Linked DNA regions of Homo sapiens: region 2 is linked to region 1. The links are chromatin loops, found by intact Hi-C in ENCODE. Cell type or tissue: MCF 10A. All regions are shown on one strand. Each heading gives the region's core, and the rest is flanking DNA. Links, peaks and the distances in the headings are about the cores only. Region 1 overlaps TARID (TCF21 antisense RNA inducing promoter demethylation). Region 2 overlaps TARID (TCF21 antisense RNA inducing promoter demethylation).

Region 1 (11,613 bases), core at 1,739-9,738:
TATAATAACCATACTGTACTATCGTAAGATAGTAACAGGGGAAACTGGTTATATGGAGAGAAGGGAATGTAGGCACACTGTACTATCGGCTCACTTTTTCTGTAAATCTAAAACTGTTCTAAAAAATAAAGTGCATTTAAAGTTGAAATATAATAAATTAAAAATAATATGTGGAATTTAAAAAACTATCCTTTTGTAACCCAGAACTAATTGATCCAGGCATATGGCATCAATAGTAGCTAAAAATACCTCCCAAAAAAAGATAACCAGACATTATTTGCTTCCTGATGAAATAACACTTCGTATATCTTGCAAAAAAAAAAGGTTTCATTTAAGTCAGATCAAAACTTTGAATTCAAGCCAGCCACAGTGGCTCACAGCTGTAATCCCAGCACTTTGGGAGGCTGAGGTGGAAGCATAACGCTTGAGTCCCAGAGTTCAGACCAGCATGGGCAACATGATGAGACCCTATCTCTACAAAAAAAAAAAAAATTAAAAATTAGCCAGGCATGTTAGTGTGTGCCTGTAGTCCCAGCTACTCAGGAAGCTAAGCTGGAAGGATCCCTTGAGGCCAGGAGTTTGAGAGTTTGAGGCCGCCATAAGCCCTGATCACACCACTGCACTCCAGCCTGGGCAACAGAGGAAGACTCTATCTCAAAAAAAAAAAAAAAAAAAAAAAAAAAGACTAAATTCATCTGCCAGTTTGCAGAAAATACAGAGAACAGAGAAACATGTTGAACAGCACCATGAATATGCACTCAGCAGGTCCAGATGGTAGAAACTACAGGGCACATGGCCCAGATTCCTCAACAAATAAACTGTAAAGAAAATGATAGAAGAGGATTTTGTATTATGAAGAACCCAAAATTCATTACATTTTAAAAAGGCTAGACTAAAAAATACATTAAATATCTTCCTTCTTTTTCAATGGTCCAGCATCCAAATCCCTGTGTAATGTTTGAGGACTTTGCATCATGAGTCAGATATTCTATTTACCAATCTCCTTTGGGAATAGGGATGGGAACATGACCTAGATGCAGCTGGTCAGATGACTCCACCAAAATCACCTAGACTTTCTACCCTGTCATCAAGTGTCAAGAGAGGTCTGCACACTGGGAATAACCACCAGCTTCTCCAAAAATCTTAACTCTATTAACATATTAAGACAGACCCTAAAAACCCAAAATAAGCAGACATCTCTTCCAATAAGTGCACTGAGTCTGAGGCCACTCTCTCCCTGGGCCTTTGCCACCATTTTCAGGGGCCAGAAAGGACCTGCAAATTAAGCCTAAGACAAAGCTACCCCAAATTTATTTTCCTCTAGTCCACACTCTCTGCCTTGAATCCATCCAGGAATACTCTCATTTAGCCCTTTTTCTCTGTTTATATCAATTAGCAAAAAAAGCCCCATGCTCCCAGTTAACCCCCTTATCTCTTTATTCCCCATAAGGCTTAGCACATCCCTCATTCTTACCTCCCTCCCACCCTCCCCAATCCCAGAAATCATTTCCTTGTGCCTTCTGAAATGGTCCACATGCCATATTGTATGTTTTGCAATGGGCACAACAAGTTCTCTCATTCCTATGCTTCTGCAAATCTTTGCTTGAATGTCAGCCTTTTCATGATACCTTCCTGACCACACCATTTAAAAACTGCACATGTAAGCCCCTCTACACCCACCCTTCTTATCTCCTGTAATGGTTAATTTTATGTGTCAACCTGACTGTTTTTCTGAAGAACCCTAACACATTCCACTTACTCTGCTCTCCTTTTTTCTAAAACATTTATCACTTACAATCATCTTACCTAACTTACTTCTTTATGGTATCCATTGGTATGGTCTGTCTCCCAATAACTCACTCTCCCCGACCCTAACCTAGAGTATAAGTTTCAAGAGGGTGGAGGCATTTGTTTATTTCCTTCAGAGATATTTCTCGAGTACCTAGAATGGGGTCAGGCACAGTCAGTTTCCTGGGACTGATTATGCAGCCACCTCAATGATCTTGTAAGTGAGACAAAATCCTTTTGAATAATTATATTTCTGTTTAAGTCAGCCAGTGAGGATTTCTGTTTCTTTGCTAACAACTAAGAACACCCAAGTATTGGTCTTTCGAAAATGGATGAGGAAATTTCTGAAATATTCATAGGTTCAGAAAAATATCACTAAAACTGAAAGAGAAAATAGTACAAGAGGAGGTGGTCCATCTAATTAACAATCAACATATGATGCTGATGAGACAACTGATCAAGAAAACTCAGAGTGGAGAAAGTTACAACATGTGGATTTAAATGTCCTTTACATTTGATCCAACATCACCTAGGCAGCCTATTACTTTACTTCCCTTTTTAGAACTGGCCAGGAAGACACAGCAGAGAAAAGACCTCTCATAAAAGGCCATGCCTGGGAAAGCCCCAGCATGGATCCATATGGTTTGTGAGTCTTTTTCCCTGTGACATTTTTATGAAGGTTATGTATATGTCCCGTTCATCTTCATTCTCCCGGTGCTAATTGCTGTCTATTGGACCCTGCTACTGTGTACAGAGACCACATGCTTCCCCTGACACTGCCCCGGCTGTGGTGTGCCACATGGCCCTGCTGTCCTCAGATAAGAACCTGCTGCTGTCTGACCACAACAGCTGGAAATGTTCTGCCTTGAAGAGCTTATCGTGTGGACACTCAAGTTGAGCTATGACAGTCGACAAGCACACAAAATGAGTGGATTCTCTGGGGGCAGCGTATGGCAACTGAAAGCTTCCCATGTCCTGTTGGACATGAGCTTCATGTTTGGAGTTGATAATGAGGTTTTGCCTGGACACTTCCTGTGAAGAAAGCATTGTGTTGAAGGCAGCAAAAAGTTCAAGAGAGACATGACCGCAATTTCTCTAACAATCGGACTTTCTCTGAGCCTCTCAGTTATTTATTTCTCCTTGTTGAGGACTAGAAAGAAATGAAAGAAGATAACCCTTAACATCTTCCTTTCTCCTCTATGTCCTTAATATGATATTTGATATATACAAAAGAATATGTGTGACCTCTTTATGAGTCATAAAGTGTCCACAATCCAAGAATTACTACATCGCCAAAAATTAGCCTCCACTGGGTATTCTTTCCTAGCCCTCCCTCTCTGCCTCCCCCAACCCAGGATGACCAGGATCCAAAGTCTTATGTTTTTAATTTCCTTGCTTTCAAAAATGATTCTATCACATATGCCTATATCTTAACAAGATAGTGTTTAGTTTCTGAGTGTTCTAAAAGTGGTATCATACTATCTATAGTATTCGGGACTTGCCTTTTCATCACTTAACATTTTGTTCTAAGTTTTATGCATGCTGCTCTGTGGTCATTCACTTTCACTGTTGTGTACTAGGACTTTGTATGACTAGACCAGGTTTATTTATTTGTATCCCTGTTGGCATTTGGGTACTTTCTCACTTTTTAGAAGTCTGAACAGAGTTGCCGTATTATTCTGTTTTCACAGTGCTATAAAGACATACCAGAGAGGGTAATTTATAAAGAAAAGAGGTTTAATTGACTCGCAGTTCTGCATGGCTGGGGAGGCCCCAGGAAACTTACAATCATGGCAGAAGGGGAAGAGGCACCTCTTACATGGCAACAGGTGAGAGAGAGAAGTGCATGAAGGAGGAAAAGCCCCACACTTATCAAACAAACAGATCTCATGAGAACTCACTCACTATCATGAGAACATCATGGGGGCAACTGCCCCCAGGATCCAATCACCTCCCACCAGGTTTCGCCCACAACTCATGGGGATTATGGGGATTACAATTCAAGATGAGATTTGGGTGGGGACACAGAGCCTAACCATATTAGTTGCTCTAAACATTCTTGTCTTTGGCTCCTGGTGCACTTGGGCTACTCTATGTCCACCTAAGAATGGATTTACTGGTTATTTGCATGTTTTGCTTTACAAGATAGCACCAAATTGCTTTTCCAAAGCAATTATTCTACTTTACCAGCCATGTATGAGGTCCCAATGATCCACGTTCTCTCAATATTTGGTATATGTGATTACTCAGAAGATTTGTTTAGTGAGAGGGAAGAAATTTTCTCTAATGTGAGCGAATGAACTAGCTAATGCCACTCAGGTTGAGAAAGCTGCTACCAGCTACCAGGCTTGCACTTTGAGATGCATGACTCCTTTTTGTTTTAATATGTATTTTTTAAAATTTATTTATTTTAGAGACAGGGTCTCACTCTGTTGCTCACACTGGAGTGGAGTGGGGCAATCACGACTCACTACAGCCTCGACCTCCTAGGCTCAAGTGATCCTCCTGCCTCAGTCTCCCAAGTAGCTGGGACTACAGGCGTGTGCCACCACACCCAGCTAATTTTTTTTGTTTGTTTGTTTTTGAGATGGAGTCTCGCTCTGTCGCCCAGGCTGGACTGCAGCGGCGCATCTCTGCTCACTGCAAGCTCCACCTCCCGGGTTCACGCCATTCTCCTGCCTCAGCCTCCCGAGTAGCTGGGACTACAGGCGCCCGCCACCACACCGGGCTAATTTTTTGTATTTTTTTTAGTAGAGACAGGGTTTCACTGTGTTAGCCAGAATGGTCTCGATCTCCTGACCTTGTGATCTACCCGCCTCGGCCTCCCAAAGTGCTGGGATTACAGGCGTGAGCCACCACACCCAGCCCACACCCAGATAATTTTTTACTTTTTGTGGAGATGTGGGTCTCCCTATGTTGCTTGGGCTGGTCTCAAATTCCTGGCCTCAAGCGATCTTCCCACCTCAGCCCCTCAAGGTGCTGGGATTATAGGCATGAGCTACCTACCATACCTGGTCTTAAGATGTATTATTTACACTTGTCAATGCAGCGGTTCCTTAGGTGTGGGACATGCCAGAAAGTAACACGTGAATGATTCAGTTGGAGAGAAAACACAGATATACTTATTTTATGGACCATTCTAGAACTCCCCATCTTGGAAGAAAGAAAATTTTAGGGCTCCCTGACCCTTGCACTGATGATAGAAAAAACGTAAAGCAGGTGATGTGTTTTCTAGATATCTTCACTGCTCTGATGCTGATGATAGCTCTGTGCTGATGTCCCTAAGCTTATTCCATCATTCAGAACACTCAGATTTGCTTTTTTCAGGAAGGAGTGTGTGTGTGTGTGTGTGTGTGTGTGTGTGTGTGTGTGTAGATTTGAGAATACAGCCTTCAGTTTTCTCCTTTTACTGGCATTAAAGTATGTGTGTTATCCTCAGAAGCAAGGCATCAACTCAATAATGCCCTGGTCTGCTCTGTACTAGTGAGAGGCTAGCATCCTGGTCTAGGTTACATGTAGGAATTTTGTATAGTGAAAATTTCAAGTTAGGCAGGAAAGAGGACAAGGCAGAAAGGCAACTGGAAAGGCCATAACACCAGTTAGTAAGTAGCCAGTTAGTTGACTCACACTTGAGGCTAAATCAAATCTCATTTTGAGAAAATTTAGGCAGACTCAGATTTGCTGATTCACTTACATGCATTTAATTTAAAGTCTGAACTTTTTCTTTCAAATATCAAACATTCCTATATTTGGAAAATCCACATTTAGAGCTGCAATTTCTAGTAACCAACTGGCTGATTCATATTACACAAACACAAATTTTAATGTTTAGTGAGTTTTCTGCCTCTAAAGTTTTTCAAAAGTCCTGGAAAATACATGATATATTCAAGGTCACAATTTGCTCTTGGGATTTCTGAAAATATCTTTGCTGATTTATGGCACAGTAGCCCTTCTCAAGCAGAAGAGATCTTGCTCATTGGGTATGCACACTTGGATAAAGATGTCCTTTTGTAAAAATGGAAATATTTTTCTGTTGAAAAAGTAGTGTAGAAAAGAAGGAAACAATGGAATTGACAAGCTAAAGAAGATTGTGAATTGTGAAAATTAAATGCTATGGCCAAAAGATACTTCCTCTCTTGTTCCTTGTCATGAGAAGTATGTACTTGTGTAATAAATAAGCTATTTGCCATGCTTTTTATTCTTTGACTTTTAAATTCACTAAATGTTTTCCAAATTAAGCAAAGGAAATTGGAAGATAAATTTATGACTACAGTTTCTGGGGAATAAACTTGAGGCCAGTTGGATATGACTTGAGTGAAGTAACGGTGGTGCAATAGAGCAGTGAAATCAGAACAGTCTAACTAGCCAATAAGGATGAATCATAATGCAATATAATCCTAGGTTTGGAGGGATTTTAAAGGCCATCTAGCCCAGCAGCATGATTTATACTATAGAATATTTTAGCTCAGCAATAGAAAACCAAAATTGTGAAGTTTTTTGTTTTTTAGAACCAATCCAAATTGTTCTGGCAAAATCAGACGTGTATTCTAAGCTCAAATTCCAATATATTAGTTTTTTGATCTATAATCTGTGGATGCACCACAAAGGGAATCAAGGGGCCCTTTGAAGTGGAATGCAAAATTTTGTGGGATTGTGTGCATTTACGCTTTTGTCTGATACAGTAAATATTGATCAATATCACACAAATAAACAAAAGGTCTTTGGAATCCTCAGTATTATAAAAATGTTTAAAAGAGTCCTGAGATCAAAGAGTTTGAGAACTATTGTTTTATACATTACTGTTATTTTTCATTTCCTCCACAAAATAAATTCTAGTACAGTCACATGCCACATAACATTTCCGTTCATGACAGACCACATATACAACAGTGGTCTCATAAGATTTTTTATACCATACTTTAACTGGGTGGAGTTTAGCTGCACCTACTGCAATTTTCTCAGAATAATATGGAGATTGTTGATACAACTTAGTCAGAGAATTGGAATGAAATGAACATCCAGAAGGCCTGTAGTGACAGTGGTGGAAGCAGTTGTTACACAGACAGCTTGCCAGGTGACCCTAGCTGGCTCTAAATGAACATGCTTTGGAAAAGAAAAAAAATGGAAAAGTAGAATGGCAGGAGAAAAAACATGAAACACAGGAGACACCAATCTCTCGAGGCAAGGGTATTCTCGATGTTTCTCATTGCCACTGCTTTTCAAAACAAAGCACTAAAGGAAGACTGCTATGGCTAGAATGTTTGCCCCCTCCTAAACTCATGCTGGAATTTAATTCTCACTGTAGCAATATTAAGGAGGGCCTTTACGAGACGATTAGGTCATGAGAGCCCTGCCCTCATGAGTGGATTAAGACTGTGATTGTGGGAGTGGGCTCCTGATAAAAGGATAAGCTCATCCCCCATTTGCTGTCTGTCTTGTGTGCTCACTTGCCCTTCTGCCATGTTATGATGCAGCAAGAAGGCCCTCACTAGATGTAGATCCTCGATCTTGGACTTCTCAGCCTGTAGAACCTTAAACCAAATCTCTTTCCTTTATAAATTACCTGATTTGTGGTATTCTGTGGCAGTAGCAGAAAACAGACAAAGAAGATCCTTTATGGATTTTTTTGTTTTGCTGGAAAATAACATTTTAGGAGACAGCTGTTTTGTAATTGACCTTATGGGGCTTAAAGTTTGAGAACCATATTTATATTAAATGCAATTTCACATTCTGTCACAGTTTCTGTTACTGTTTTCACAAAGAGTTAACTTAAAATACTAAAAAGAAGAGAAAGGTAATTTCTCTTCTGATTTTCTACTATGGGAACAAATTGAAAATTGAATGATGTAATGTATTTACAGTAATGTATATATATGCTGTATTTACTTGTGTTCACATAATCTAAATTAACAAATGTTGTAGGAGAAGCATGTTTGAAGTCAGGCAGACTTATGTTTGAATAAGTGTGATCTTGGGAAAGTACTTAATATTTCTTGATATTTGCTTCTTCATCTATAAAGTGGAATGTGAAATAGCTCCCTAGCAGAATTGTGGTAAGATTTGGAACAAGAGATGTAAAGGACCCTAAGTACCACACTGGAAATAGTCTATAAACTCAGTAAGTGTTTGCATATTACTTTTATTGCCACTATTACTAATTCATTGTTATTGCTGATGATTTAACAAAAGACTTATTTTAAAGTATGGATACAGTAGATTTGACAATTTTTCTATGAGTGCATTCAAAAACAATATAACACTAAAGCAAGTTACAGAAAACCACCATAATGCTCTTATCAGCAGCAGCAATAAACATATGTTTAGTACACACTATCCATAGAAAACATCTAGGTCTCAAATATATAATAATTTAGAAACAAATAGCTTGTTCTTAAGAAATTTTATAAGCTGTATGTCGAAGGACAATGTGTTATTTTTATCAGGGGCAACAAGCATGCTTTGCCTGTTCCCCTGTATCCCATGCTGGAGCTGGAATCAAGGAGCACTTCTTCCAGAATCCCTTGCCAGCAGGATTCTGGTTCAGAGCCTGAGAACAAGAGGCATTTACATGGAGTGTGAAAGGCTGAGGGAAGGCAGAGCCATTACTACCCCTCTAGCAAGTGGCTTTGACAGATGGTGCAGTTCTGTTGTGGTGTGAGCAATTTCCTTCAAATCACTCACTGATGGTGTGGGCAGCTGAAATCTTGACTGTGGTTTCCTGTGATTTCTGAAAGCTACTGTGGGTTTCCTCAGCAACAAATTCGGCGTATTCTGTTTATTACTGCTGGTAATACTTAAAATTGTTTCTGTATTGCTGAGCCGTCTATGAGTTAAAATGCTTAATAAAGTATCTGAATGACGTTACTTCAAGATGACTCACTAATCAGGGATGAACCAAGAAAATTAACAACGAACTCAAAATAAGGCAACCTGGTTTTGTATACAAATCTGCAATCATATAAGCATAAGTCAAAAATGTCATTCTACACATGTGTTTTCCTATTTGTCAAATGTAGATACTTAGAAAATTCTCACTTAATTCACTGAGCTTACATGAAGATTAAAACCATAACATTGAGGAAAATGTTGTGAAGACTGGAAACTCAAAGTGTCATATTGACCTACCACATTTATAAGTTTAGAATATCTCTCTTGTTTTCCTTCAGTTTAATTATTATAATAATAGCCTATACTAACTCAATCAACCCCCTGATAAAATTAATGTGCATCTTTAATATCACTTGAATTAATAAAACTCAATTATATGTAGCATATAGTATTCAAAATTCTGTAGACTTAAGTATATGGTATATTTGTTTATAACAAAATTTTACCATATCCTCAAGCTTCTACTTTAAATCTCAGAATGTAAATATAAAATTCAGAAAGTCTATTCTCAGATGCTTCCCTCTTCTTCATTATTCTATATTTATTGGAGGCATATAATTCATTTATTAATCATTTATTTATTAATGATTTTCTCAAATTTCTGTACTAGTATTTTTTTCCTTTCTATAAGGTTCATAGTAATTGCCTTCATCTTTGATGATATTTTATACATAAGTCAGACTCATTCATTATCTTCAACATCATCCTACTTTCCCTAATTCACCACCACTGTATCTGTTCACTATATTCATTTCTAATTAGGTGAAATGTACATATTTTAACATAATATAGTTATTAATATAATATTCTGATATAACACACAGGTTTTATTTCATCCTTGAAAGTTTCTATGAAAATCATCTTCCTAGAAATAGAAGAGCTGACAATAACAAGCCCTAAACCTAAGCTAAGAAACCTGAATCCTAGTTCTGCCTGTGTCATTAACTATGGACCTTGGGTAAGTTGCCTAACTGTTTTGTTATCCATAGGAGTTAAGTCATTAGACCATATCATTTCTTTCTTTTTTCTTTTTTTTAACTTTTATTTTAGGTTCGGGGTACATGTACAGGTTGGTTATATAGGTAAACTTGTTGCACAGGGATTTGTTGTACAGAATATTTTGGCACCCAGGTACTAAGCTTAATACTCAATAGTTATTTTTTCTGATGCTCTCCCTCCTCCCACCCTCCATCCTCAAGTGGACCCCAATGTCTATTGTTCCTCTCTTTGTGTTCATGAGTTATCATTTAGTTCCCACTTATATGTGAGATGTATTTGGTTTTCTGTTCATGTGTTAGTTTATTAATGATAATGGCCTCCAGCTCCATCCATGTTCCTGAGAAAGACATTATCTTCTTATTTATTATGACTGCATAGTATTCCATGGTGTATATGTACCACATTTTCTTCATTCAGTCTGTCATTTATGGGCATTTAGGTTGACATCATGTCTTTGCTTTTGTGAATAGTGCTTCAATGAACATTCACATGCATGTGTCTTTATGGTAGAATGATTTATATTTCTCTGGGTATATACCCAGTAATGGGATTGCTAGGTCATGTGATAGTTCTGCTTTTAACTCTTTGAGGATTGGCATACTGCTTTCCACAATGGTTGAACAAATTCACACTCCCACCAACAGTGTATAAGCATTGCCTTTTCTCTGCAACCTCCCCAGAATCTGTTATATTTTGATTTTTTAATAACAGTCATTCTGAATTGGTGTGAGATGGTATCTCATTGTGGTTTTGATTTACATTTCTCTAATGATACTGAGCTTTTTTCATAGGCTTGGTGGTCACATGTATGTTTTCTTTTGAAAAGTGTCTGTTCATGTCCTTTGCCTACTTTTTAATGGGATTGTTTTTTGCTTGTAAATTTGTTTAAGTTTCTTATAGATGCTGGATAATAGACCTTTGTTGGATGCACAGTTTGCAAATATTTTCTTCCATTTTGTAGGTTGTCTGTTTACTCTATTGATAGTTTCTTTTGCTGTGAAGAAGCTTTTTACTTGAATTAGATCCCACTTGTCAATTTTTGCTTTTGTTGCAATTGCTTTTGACATATTTGTCATGAAACCTTTGCCCGTTCTTATGTTGAGAAACATATTGCCTGTGTTATCTTCTAGGGTTTTTATAATTGGGGGTTTTACATTTAAGTATTTAATTCATCTTGAGTTGATTTTTGTATATGGTGTAAGAAAGGGGTCCAGTTTCAATCTTCTGCATATTACACCATATTATGTCTAAGTTACTTCCAGTTGTAAATTTTCTTTTTATTTACATATTTATTGCACATATACTATTGCAAATTTGTTGCAAAATATTTGTACTAAGTACTATGATAAAAATTGTTTAAAAGATTCATAGAGCCTGTTTAAAGAGTCTATATTCTGGAAGGGGAGTAAGATAATTCAAAATAGTTGAATGGAGGAAGAGAGAAGGGAAGGGACCTCTTCATTCTTGTTCCTTATTGTACATGCAATGAATTACACAAAGTCTGATACACAATAATAAATATTGAATAAATCAATCAATATAGAGAAGGCGTAAATGTGCACTAAGTTGCACTTATATAGACTGAGTCTTATTTGATTATTAAAAGTATAATTCAAATCCTGGGTACCGGCTATTAATCTCAACTCCAACTCCATCATTTTATATTATGATTCCTAATTAATTGTTTTCTCCACTAGTGATAGTAGCCATGCCCAAGGAATGAAAAAAATCTGAGAAAGAAATATAGTCAAATGGACTATGAACTACTTAGTACGGATACCAGTTCAGCTGGTTAAATGATTTGATATCAATTTTTCAGATATTAGTTGTATTAGTCCATTTTCATGCTGCTAATAAAGACATACCAAAGACTGGGTAATTTATAAAGAAAAGTGGTTTAATTGACTCACAGTTCAACATAGCTGGGGAGGCCTCAGG
Region 2 (11,613 bases), core at 1,878-9,877, 110 kb before region 1:
AGAGAGTGAATTAAGGTAATTAAAATTAAATGGGGTCATAAGGGTGGGGCCCTAATCCAACAGGACAGATGTGCTTATATGAAGAGGAAGAGACACCAGAAATCTTTCTGCATGTGCACAGAGGAAAGGCCATATAAGGACACACCCTTCAAAGAAGGTCACCGTCTACAAGACAAGAAGAGAGGCCTCACTGGAAAGCAACCCTGAATGCTCCTTGACCTTTGATTTCCAATCTCTAACACTGTGAGAAAATACAATTCTGTTGTTTAAGCTGCTCAGTCTGTGGTATTTTGTTGTGGCAGCTGAGCAAACTAATACACCATCTCCTCTGCAATTCCTCCCTGATCATCACGATTTCCCCTTCCTCCCTTCTCCTGGTATTTGATTTGTATCTATAAATTAGCACTTATCACTTCCCAGGATTAATTATAGTAATTTAGTGTAGCATTTAATATTCGTTTTGGTCCAAATAAGACAAGACTTCATTGTTATTTAATGTAAACGCAATTGGGATCTCTCAGTTTAGGAATTTAGGTATTTAGATTCCTTGCTCAAAATGATCCAGTCTTAGATTCTATTTTTTGGTGTTTGCCCAACCTAGCACTTTCATCCTGAAAATCACCTAATTGTTCAAGCTGGCTGATAAAGCTCAAATCATACATATTCCAGTAAACAGGAGAAAGGAAGTCAGAAGGAAAGGAATAAAAAGGCCCTCTTCTCAAACGAATTAGCTCCCCTTCGAAAGCCTTCTAAAAATCCCAAACAATACTTCTGCTTACATTTCATTAATGGGAATCTAATAATATGTAACACCTAATTGCCAGGGGTGTGCAGCCATTTAGCTGGATGTTTAAAAGAGACATTTATTAGTAAATAGCAGTCTCTGCCATATTTACATTATTTGTATTACTTTTAGAAGCCTGTAAGTTCCTTATGAGCATGTTAATTATATTTATGCATCTTGAAAAGTATATATCACTAAGTAGAGCCTACTCATCTCCTGCTACCTGCTCAGATTTATGGATATCCTAAGTCTTTTGATAGTAACACTGTCATTAAGCTATAAATGTTGTATTTTATGTTGAATTTTCTCAAGATGGGGATTTCCACTCATTGCTTACTAAGGTAAGAAAGCCTATTTGTCTAAACCTTTCCACAGGCAGCAAATTATTAGTATGGTAGTATCTCCTTCTTTTTTTTTTTTTTTTTAACTTCACAAAGGATCGTAAGAGCAGATCTTTATTTTTTTAAACAAAGAAAATAGCTTGGGTATATTTCCAGGAGAGAAAATCCTTTTCTATTGTAAATTTGTTGACTTTAGCACCATCAGATGATCAGGCCTCCATTTCCTCCCAGGGACACTGGCGAAGAGGAATGGGCAAGATGCTTTTTTTTTTAATATATAAATTGCTTAAAAGCCCATCCTCTTCTTTGGGATGATGCTAAGTGCAAACTACTTGCCCTGCTCCTTAGATTGTTGTCTATCAACTCTTCTACTTTTTCTTCACTTTGCTCTCTTATACTCCAAACCAGCATTAGAAATCATAAACCAAGGTGAAGGGTATATGAGATTGACATTGGTGATGGGGTGGAGTTATGGGAGGGGTTAATTCCCACTCTACCAATCCTTGCTTCGATGTCCCAGTTTGTGGAGGTACAGGGTACATACAACCGCATCCGGCAGAGGCACAATTCGGAAATGGAACTAGCTACCTCCTTGTCTTCAGTTTTAGAGTTGAACTGAGCCAATGGAAGGTTGATTTAATGGTTGTCCTAATGGACAGATGTTAAGGCTCCCTTTAGACTCTTCTGGTCCTTAATTCTACTCACAAGGGTCTAAGTCTCTGTCGGACTTTTCTCTGCCAAAGACATCCTGAAACACAACACAATCTCTCTGGCATGGCTCTGAACTCCACCTTTCTCCTGTGAGTACAATAAACACAGAAGTATTCATGCCCTTGCAAGGGATCTTTGTCAGGTCTAACAGAAACACCTAGAGAAATAGAGGCATATCGGTTTGTTTATACTAACTCCTCCCTTCTCCAACGTATCCAATCAGGTTTATAGCAAATAACAGATGTTGTTAATAATCTAGTAAGAACCACTATTATGCCCATTTTCCCAGGAGTGCAACTGAAGGATTTTCTGTAAATATACTAACAAGTGACAAATTGTTCACGTCTATTTTCATGAAATGTTTTGACTGCTGAAGTTGTTCTATAGCAGTTCATTAAAGGACCCATAAAATATGTAAGTTTACATTTTATAAAAAGATCATCAGGAATTTCTTGGCTGATAGTATTTCTTGTATTAAGCATCTGTTTTCTATTTTCTAAAGGCTTGCAGCAGTGGTTGTCCAATTGTATATCAAAAATAGTTGATTTAAGTTGGATGAAAACATTGTAACTTCTTATTAAAGATTAGTAACCCACCAATGAAGCTTCCTTAGAAGGCAACCAGCAATGTGTATGTAGCACATCTGGTTTCAAAATATTAAAAAATGATAAACACCCACCGATACAATCCATCTGTTCTATCTGCATAATTGTCTTATTTTTAAAACTAGGACATGCACTGAGCTTAACATTACACAAAGATGAAGAATTTTGCTCCTCCATGTCTAGGCAGTAATAAATGATTGAGGTCAGCTTTGGAGGAATGTCATGTTTATGACTACATATGTAGGCATTCTGGAAAACTAGCTAAAACCTTATTACAACATAAAAAAGCCTGTCCTTCCCTTAAAATTGTAGGAAAAATCAAAGGGGATAGAATATTAAAAATCACTGACTAATATTTTTAATCGAAGAGAGTCAAGAGTTCAATGAAGACTATTAGTTTAACACTATTAATATCAGCTACCATTTATTAAACAGTGTTTAATTTGTGCCAGACACTATGTCAAGCACTTTACATGCATTGTCTCCTTTAGTCCTCATAACAACCTCTTCGAATCCCATTTTAGAAAAGAAAACTGAAGCTCAGACAGTTAGGTGGTTTATCCAAGGCTACATGGCTAGGGCATGGTGAAGCCATGATTTCCATTTGGGCGGCATGGCTTCAGTGCCCATTCTTTTATGCTCTTGGTGATACAACACAAAATATCTTTTAAAACAATTTAAGTTTCCTTAGAGTTAATAGTTTTTTTCTAAAAGCTATTCTCTTAAATATTAAGAACTTCTTCTCTCCAACCTGCATCTCATCCATAAATTCATTATAACATGAACAATGATAATGATAATAATTAACATTTGTTAGTGTTACTGTGTTTCAGATATTTTTCTTTTTCTTTTTCTTTTTTTTTTTTTTTTTGAGACGGAGTCTCGCTCTGTCGCCCAGGCTGGAGTGTAGTGGCGCGATCTCTGCTCACTGCAAGCTCCACCTCCCAGGTTCACGCTATTCTCCTGCCTCAGCCTCCTGAGCAGCTGGGACTACAGGCGCCCGCCACCACGCCCGGCTAATTTTTTGTATTTTTAGTAGAGACGGGGTTTCACCGTGTTAGCCAGGATGGTCTCGATCTCCTGACCTCGTGATCTACCCGCCTCGGCCTCCCAAAGTGCTGGGATTACAGGCGTGAGCCACTGTGCCTGGCCTTCAGATACTTTTCTAATCTCTTTACAAATTAATTCAATCCTCATAACCCTACAAGATATGTACATTTGTTTCACCTCTTCTTGACCCTTTTCAAATAAGAAAAATGAGGCATAAGAGTTAAATAACTAGCTCAGATCATATAACTAGGACGTGAAGTTCCTAAGATTTGAACTCGGGAACTCTGGCTCCAAATCTATACACGAAATCATTATACATGTACCACCCATATTCCAGGAGCCATGCTAAGTGGTAGGTATTCATTGTTGAATAAAATGAATTCAACACTGTTGAATTTTATTCAACAATGAATAAAACATGGTTGGCTGGGAGCAGTGGCTCAGGTCTGTAATCCCAGCATTTTAGGAGGCCAAGGTGGGCGGAACACCTGAGGTCAGGAGTTTGAGACCAGCCTGGCCAACATAGCAAAACCCTTTCTCTACAAAAACTACAAAAAATTAGCCGGCCGTGGTGGCTTCTGCCTGTAGTCCCAGCTACTTGGGAGGCTGAGGCAAGAGAATTGCTTGAACTCAGGAGGCAGAGGTTGCAGTGAGCTGAGATCACGCCACTGCACTCCAGCCTGGGTGACAGAAAGAGACTCTGTCGTAAAAAAAAAAAAAAAAAATACAAACTATGGTCAGCTTATTTCAGTTAGCATAATGTTTTTAAGCTTCATTCATGTTGTAGCACATATCAAAACTTCAGTCTTTTTTATGGATGAATAATATTGCATTGAATAGATATATCACATTTTGTTTATCTATTTATCTGTTGAACACTTGGGTTGTTTTCACCTTTTGGCTATTGTGAAAAAATGCTGCTACAAACATTGGTTTACAAATAATCTGTGTGAGTCCCTCTTTTCAAGTCATACATATATATAAATATACACACACACACACACATACCTAGGAGAAATAAAATAATGTAACAGTAAAAAGAAAAAATTATCCATACCTTTGGGGGAATCACATTTTAGTACAAGACGACAGAAGTTTAAACCAGAGATTAAAATAATATGATATTGCTATATTGGTAGTTAATGTAGGGTGCTAGGAGAACTAAAAAATGATGAGTCTGGGGCACAGAAATTCAGAAAAGACTTCACAGATGACATTTGAGCAAATTGTTAAAGGATGAGCAGGTATTCTCAAAGACGAAGGTGGCGGCTAATAGGATTGAGAGTAAAGAAAGGGCAGGAGGGTGGAGAAAATATTTCCAACCAAGGAATTCTCGTAAACAAAGGCTCAAAAATGTGCCGGAACCCAGCTGTGATGGTTAATTTTATCTGTCAAGTTTCTGGGCCACAGGTTTCCCAGATATGTGGTCAAACATTAATCTAGGTGTATTTGTGAGAGTATTTTCAGATCACGTCAGCATTTGATTGATGGATTGCCCTCTAGGGAGGGTAAAGCAGTTGCCCTCCCTAATGTGGGTGGCCATCTAATCAGCTGAAGGCCTGAACAGAACAAAAAGGCTGATCCTCTGCAGGAGGAAACTCCTTTTCCTCGATCTGGGACATTGGTCTTTTCCTGCCTTCAGACTCGAATTGGGACATTGGCTCTTAGGTCTTGAGCCTGCTGGCCTTTAGATTGGCACTTACACCATTGGCTCTCCTGGGTTTCCAGCTTGCTAACTAGAGAACTTGGGACTTCTCAATCTCCGTAATCACGCCAGTACCTTATAATAAATTCCTCTCTCTTTCTTCCTTTCTGTCTCTCAAATATGTTTGTACCCTGTTGGTTCTGTTTACCTGGAGAAACCTGACTCATACTGACAATTATAGTTTGGCGTGGCTATATGTAAAGTCTGTGAGTGGAGGCAATGGGGTATGCTTCTTCATAGTTTCTAGAATTAGAAACTTTACACTCACTTTGGACAATTCTCTCTTCTTTACCTATTATATTTGCAGATTCTGCTGACTCATCTTCAGAATGACATCGTAGTTGTTCACTTGTTATTGTAGCACCCAATGTCTTTGGCATTCGACTATACCTTAGCTTTCAGCTCTCTCTTCATGCCCATACTTGATCCCTAGCTATTACTGGCATGTTTCATCACATGCACTTCCCTCCCTTGGTTAACTGTTCACGCTGCTTCCTCTTCCAGTGTTGCCCTTTCCCCATCTGTCTGACTACACTAAACTCATGCTTAAAGGTTTATGAAACAATGCTACCTCATAAGGGTGGAGAGTTCTATTGCTCCTCTGTTCATGATTGTATTCCAATGTCTAGGATAGTGACTGCAACATGAGAGAGAAAGAGAGAGAGAGAGAGAGTGGGGAGAGGGGGTGTTGAATGGTAATAAGCTGACAGCATTCAGAACCTGGGATAAATTGTCAGAGCATTTCTGTTCCACCCATACCCCCTTCATAGTTTGGTTACATGAGCTCAAATTCATTTGGGTTTATGTCACTTGCCACTGAAAAAGCTCTGGCTAATCCACTATCTATAGAGGTTTAGCCATTAAAAGTATGGAAAGAGATGTGTTACAAAAAAATTAGTCACAAGAATGAGACTCCAGCATTCTCTATTGCCTCATGCTCTTCCAATCCTTTAGGATGTGTAAACACTAAAATTCTACTGTAATCGGAGGACCACTTTGAGCATTGGAGAATATCTTATCTCTGGGTGCATTTTTAAAAAAGGATGTTCACTAAAAGCTAAAAGAAGCACTTTATAGTCAATTTATGAACCAACTGCTCTTTTAAGATAGCAGACTGTCATTTCATTTGAAATGGAGGCTATGCATTGGCTCATGTTTGATTGTGATGTCTTACATTTATCGTAAAACAAGTCTCATCATCACATTGCTTATTTATTCCATTATGTTTGATTCCTTTGTATAGTAAGAAGAGATAATCATCTCATCACTTAGGACTTCCATAATTGTTTTGTTTTGCATAACAAACTATTTTAATATTTAAAAAGAAATATTATGGCTAAATATTCTTTTGGTTTGCATAAAAAGAAAATCAGACCCCTTTTCAGATATAATACATGTGAATAGAAGTTAGGATTATTATAGCTCTGAACTCCTGTTTTTATATCCTTATTGCTTTATGAGTGAATTGATGAAATAGCATTCTCTTCTAACCAGTGAAAATCTCTAATTCAGAATATGTTTTCAAATCTTTGTAATAAAGAGAATTTTTCTGGATGGGCATTCGTGCATAATTTCTCCTCAAATACCCAAGTTATAAAATACAACTTCAAAAAAAATGTTCTGGCAGCCCATAAATACGGGACCTATTTCAAAATTACATTTCTACTGGAGCCATTCCTCAGGTTGAAGAACAAAAAGACAGAAAGCAATAATCACACAGAAAGAATGTACTGAACATTATTGCTTGGGCTGCAATTAGACTTTGGTATGAATAATCCAAAATTCTTCCTTACATTAGTTTCATGTTGGTACTACAGGCTACAGAGTGCCCTAAAGAATGATGTCCTTCCTCATATTACAGGTAAACTATAAAACAATATGAGACCTATTGTCTAAGTTACCTCTAAGTCTGCCTTTGAAACCTAAGGTCCTTACTAAGTTCTCTCATCAGGAAGGACATCCTCCTTAAAATTACTCACCCTGTTTTCAACACAATATAAATCATGTGAAAATCTTCTGGTTCCCTTCCCCCCTAGTATTTTGTTTCTCCTTTTTAGAATGTAAAGAGTCTTCACATATTTTACACATTTTAAGTGCCAAGCATCTTTATTAATGAGGGAAGCACAAAAGTCTTCAAAGAGAGAAGTAGAGGTGGAAAGAACAAGCCACCCCTGGACCTGGATCACTACATGGGCTCAAGACATGGACCAGAACACAGGCATCCTGGCTCCCAGTTCATAGTTCTTATTGACTTCTGTGTTGCCTTCCTCTTTTTAGAGAACAGTTCCACATAAATATATAAAGCTCTCCAAAGTTTATTTCAAAGCATATCTCTTCAGGTAAGCCAATGAAAAAACCGGCTGTCATTAACAAGCCTATGAACAGAGGTAATCTGGTTCTTTGTTAATAGAAGTAGATTGGAGATTTGTAATACAGTGTTCCTAGACCCCATGCGCTGAAGTGCCACAGAAAGTCATTAAGAGAGTCCTTTATGCTTTAATGGTTCTATAGCTGTTAGTAGTGTGGGAATTTTTCAGGACATTCAAATTTTCTTCCACCAAATAATAATATCTAGGAATGTTCTTTGATATTCTTATAAAGCGGATGTTTAAATTTCTCTCAGTGATGTTATTTAATGCAGTGAAAGGGGGAGAACTAAATAATGATTTGCAAGATATGAATATTCCAGAATCTCTTAATATTTACTGATCTCTTCAGGGGGAAGCTCATAGTTCTTCTCTTTCCTGCTTCTACCTTTCTAAAATCCTTCAATGGAAAAGGAATTGTTTTTGGTATTGATTGACAAGTTTGATTACTAACATATTCTCTTTTCCAAAATTCCAATAAAGCTTCTGTTGTGACAAAAATAGATAAGAAACCAGCAAGCCCAATGTTATTATTTATACATTGTCACTGTTGTCCTCATTCCCTTTGCATGATATTTGATTTCAAATATCAGACCAGCCATATTTTTGTTTATAATGCAGTGACATTATCAAGATGTAGATAGTTGAGCCATGAAATACCACTTTTCTCAAATAGTAGTTTGATAGCAGGAAATGTTAAGGTTTTTTGATAGAGAAACAATACGTTATGAATTTCCCTCACTACATGTTTGCTTATGCAGTATATTTCAAAAATTTCTCTATAATCATGTGTGTAGGCATCAGATCTTGGAACCAGTGAAAATACAAATACTTTAGAATACATGTTAGGAATATTTATTTTTCCCAAGCTCAGAAGATAAATAACAGTATTTTAGTTGTTGCTGTTGCTCCTTACCTGTTATTACTCTTATAAAAGTATGCATGCCTGCTAATTTTTGTAGCATTCATGGCAAAATCTATGGCTCTAGATCCTATATAACTATAGTTAAAAGTACAACACAGTGGCCTTGGTCATTCCACAGTAGATAACAGGGGGCGATTGTCCTAAAGGATTTGGATGAATTTTATAGAAAAAAAAAACTGTATTCATTGTACAGGAGCAGAAATATGGCCAACCAAGTGGAATATAATTAGCAATTCCATAAATGTAAGGACAGGATTTTCTGATTTAGAGCATAGTAGATGCTTAATAAAAAATTGTCAGATAAAACAGAGTGAATGAATGAATAAACTGATGAATTATAGATATACTACGAAAACATCAACTTCCAGGAGTTTCATTCAGAAAAACACAATTTAGAACAGTGTAGGTGCCTTTTCCCAAGAAAGTTAATGCCTCCTGCATATGATGCAAAACATACAGTTAGAATTGACTGAGATGGGATGCAATGCACCAAATGTGATTTCAGGTCTTTTTTACACAAAAGTTATAAAATATAAATGGAGGTCCGTTTGGTTTGTGTTGTTTGGATGTTCTCTTCCCTGATAGAAACAGAAAGCATCCCGATAACTCTTTCAGCACTTGAGGCTTATGAGAATATATAATCCAAGTAGGGCAGCTGAGCAACTGTATTTACTCAAACTGGAAGAAAAGAAGCTCCATGAGAAAATATAACAATTTCAATGTCATTGCAGGGCTTTTCACTATGTTTTAGCTACAGATTGAAAAAACACTGCAAGAGAAAAGCTGAGGTTAGATCCAGGATAAAATGAGTCATGTTTTAACGACTGAACGGAACCTTCAGATTATGGAACACAAGTGCATTTATGTCAAGATTTGTGGACTGGGTGGACGACACTAGACGATCACTGTCTTGATAGGCCATTTTTTACGAACCAATTTCGGTTTTTCCTTTTACTACAGCAATTGTTATTCTTGTAAAACGATCTTTGAAAAGTAGCATTTTCCTTGTCTTCGTAACCTCACATTAAGAAAACACCCATATTTCTACTTTATTTATCACAGAGGAAGGCTGACTCCCAACTTTAGAGAGAACAAAGTTATAGTCTTCTAAACACATGGGTGGTAATTTGAACTTGACCTAACAGAGTCAAACTTACAAGTAGCCTAACTTTCAGAGATAGAATGCATGCTCTAAAGACAGAAAGCTATTTTATTGCTGTAACTTTCAGGATGGCATACATCTTTAAAAACATATCCGAAAGGTGAATCAGAGATTATCATGAAGGCCAGTCTCTACTATAGCTTTCTTATTTTCTATCCATTACACAAGAGTTAAACAAAATGTTTGAATGGAACGTTTAATAACAAAAGACATTTATGATGTTTACTTAATGTTTTGGACCATTAAGCATCAATGACATGAGTTATTGTATGTAATATCTAGCCAAAAATCTTTTGACCAGGCTACATTTTACTACTCTTGGAGCTGCCAGCATCCCGATTTGAAAAAAAATCTGTGGTCGAATCCTAGTTTTCTCCGAGGACTTTGGATTTGAAAGTATCTCATGTTGCCAGAAAGTACCTTTTGAAGTTTACATTAAGATGGATATTTATTTATTTTTTCCCTATAACAATGACAGTGGTTGAGATAAACTGTTTAATTCTAAATAGAAAACACATCTGCTGTGTCTGCATTGTTTGTGGTTGCTGGAGGGGTGACAATTTAAACCAAGTAGCACACATGACATTTTAAGTGAGATGTTGTATGAGGGCTCACAGCTGCTGACAGTGTCCTCTTCTGTTCAGCTGGGTTCAGCGGGGCTGCGGGAGCCAAAGCCCCCATTAGTGAGCCCACTGTGGATGGACAGCTCAGGGTGTCTTGGCTTTCCTTCATTCTCAGAGTGGGAGACAGGCAAAGGAGGACTTAAAACCTGCTGCTTTCCTTAGTCATAGTTACCGGCTCATTTGTTAAAAGAAATGTAACATATTTTTTCCCAAAACCTACCCCCCAAATCATATTGGTTTTCTTTACCCCCAAATCATATTGATTTTTGTTTAAGAATGTACAGAATATGCAAACTAACTTAGAAAGTGGATATCTTTGTTATATCAGTTTCTTCTACGTACTTTTCATGTTTCATTAAAGCTTCAAATATTTCTTCACATAGTCTTTCATAGTTCTTACATTTATGCCTAGGTGTTGTACATTTTTGCTGCCATTTTGAATGTGATCTTGCTTATCTTTATGCTTCAAAGCTCTTGTTTGTGTGAAGGAGAGTTAATGATTTTATACATTATTATTGTAACCAGTAGACTTACTGGTTTTTTTATTATTTCTAATTGTTTTTCAGTTCACGTTCTACAGAATTTTCTTTGTAACTTATGATAATGTTACTTCCTCTGTTGTAAATATTGTATTCTTCATTTAGTTCACTTATCAAGTCAATTATTAAACACTTCCAAAAAAATTAAATGATAATGGAGATAGAGGGCATATTTATTTTTTTCCTGATTTATAGAAATTTTCTCCTATGGTTTATCGGTAAGCCTGATGCTACTTTTGGTTTCATGGATTTATTGTTCACATTCAATCTATAAAAATTTTAGTATGTATCTATAAAAGATAAAGATATTTTAAAAGATGTAACTATAATATTAATAATTATTACAGTTAATAAAATATTATCAACTAGTCAATAATCAGATTCTAATTGTCTCATAAATATCATAAGGAATTTTTAAAAATCAGTGTCAAAAAGATCCACATATTATGATTATTCAGTATTTCTTATGATCTATAATCTCTTTTTTTTTTTTTTTGAGACGGAGTCTCACTCTGTCGCCCAGGCTGGAGTGCAGTGGCGCTATCTCGGCTCACTGCAAGCTCCGCCTCCCAGGTTCATGCCATTCTCCTGCCTCAGCCTCCCGAGTAGCTGGGACTACAGGTGCCCGCCACTACGCTCGGCTAATTTTTTGTATTTTTAGTAGAGACAGGGTTTCACCGTGTTAGCCAGGATGGTCTCGATCTCCTGACCTCGTAATCCGCCTGCCTCGACCTCCCAAAGTGCTGGGATTACAGGCGTGAGCCACCACACCTGGCCATCTATAATCTCTTTTAACCTATAG

The links. Hi-C counts contacts between places; a loop is a spot of excess contacts. Peaks named below come from ENCODE experiments on the same cell type or tissue, not always from the same donor. Only the 100,000 strongest peaks of a DNase experiment are listed, where the experiment ranks them.
Region 2: a loop joins it to region 1, with 15 times the contacts of the local background. A loop is called at or near these places in 2 of 110 quality-filtered maps.

The regions. Positions count from the first base shown.
Region 1 is chr6:133,699,161-133,710,773 of GRCh38, forward strand. All of the region lies in intron 4 of TARID (TCF21 antisense RNA inducing promoter demethylation), which reads right to left. Among named protein-coding and RNA genes, the nearest start is that of LINC01312, 120 kb to the right of the region's middle. RefSeq lists an enhancer at 2,530-2,674, a cis regulatory region at 2,594-2,611 and a silencer at 8,458-8,658. In MCF 10A, for the core only: no CTCF peak of the experiment used is centred there; a DNase peak (open chromatin) is centred at 6,131.
Region 2 is chr6:133,585,422-133,597,034 of GRCh38, forward strand. All of the region lies in intron 4 of TARID (TCF21 antisense RNA inducing promoter demethylation), which reads right to left. Among named protein-coding and RNA genes, the nearest start is that of EYA4-AS2, 130 kb to the left of the region's middle. In MCF 10A, for the core only: no CTCF peak of the experiment used is centred there; a DNase peak (open chromatin) is centred at 5,630.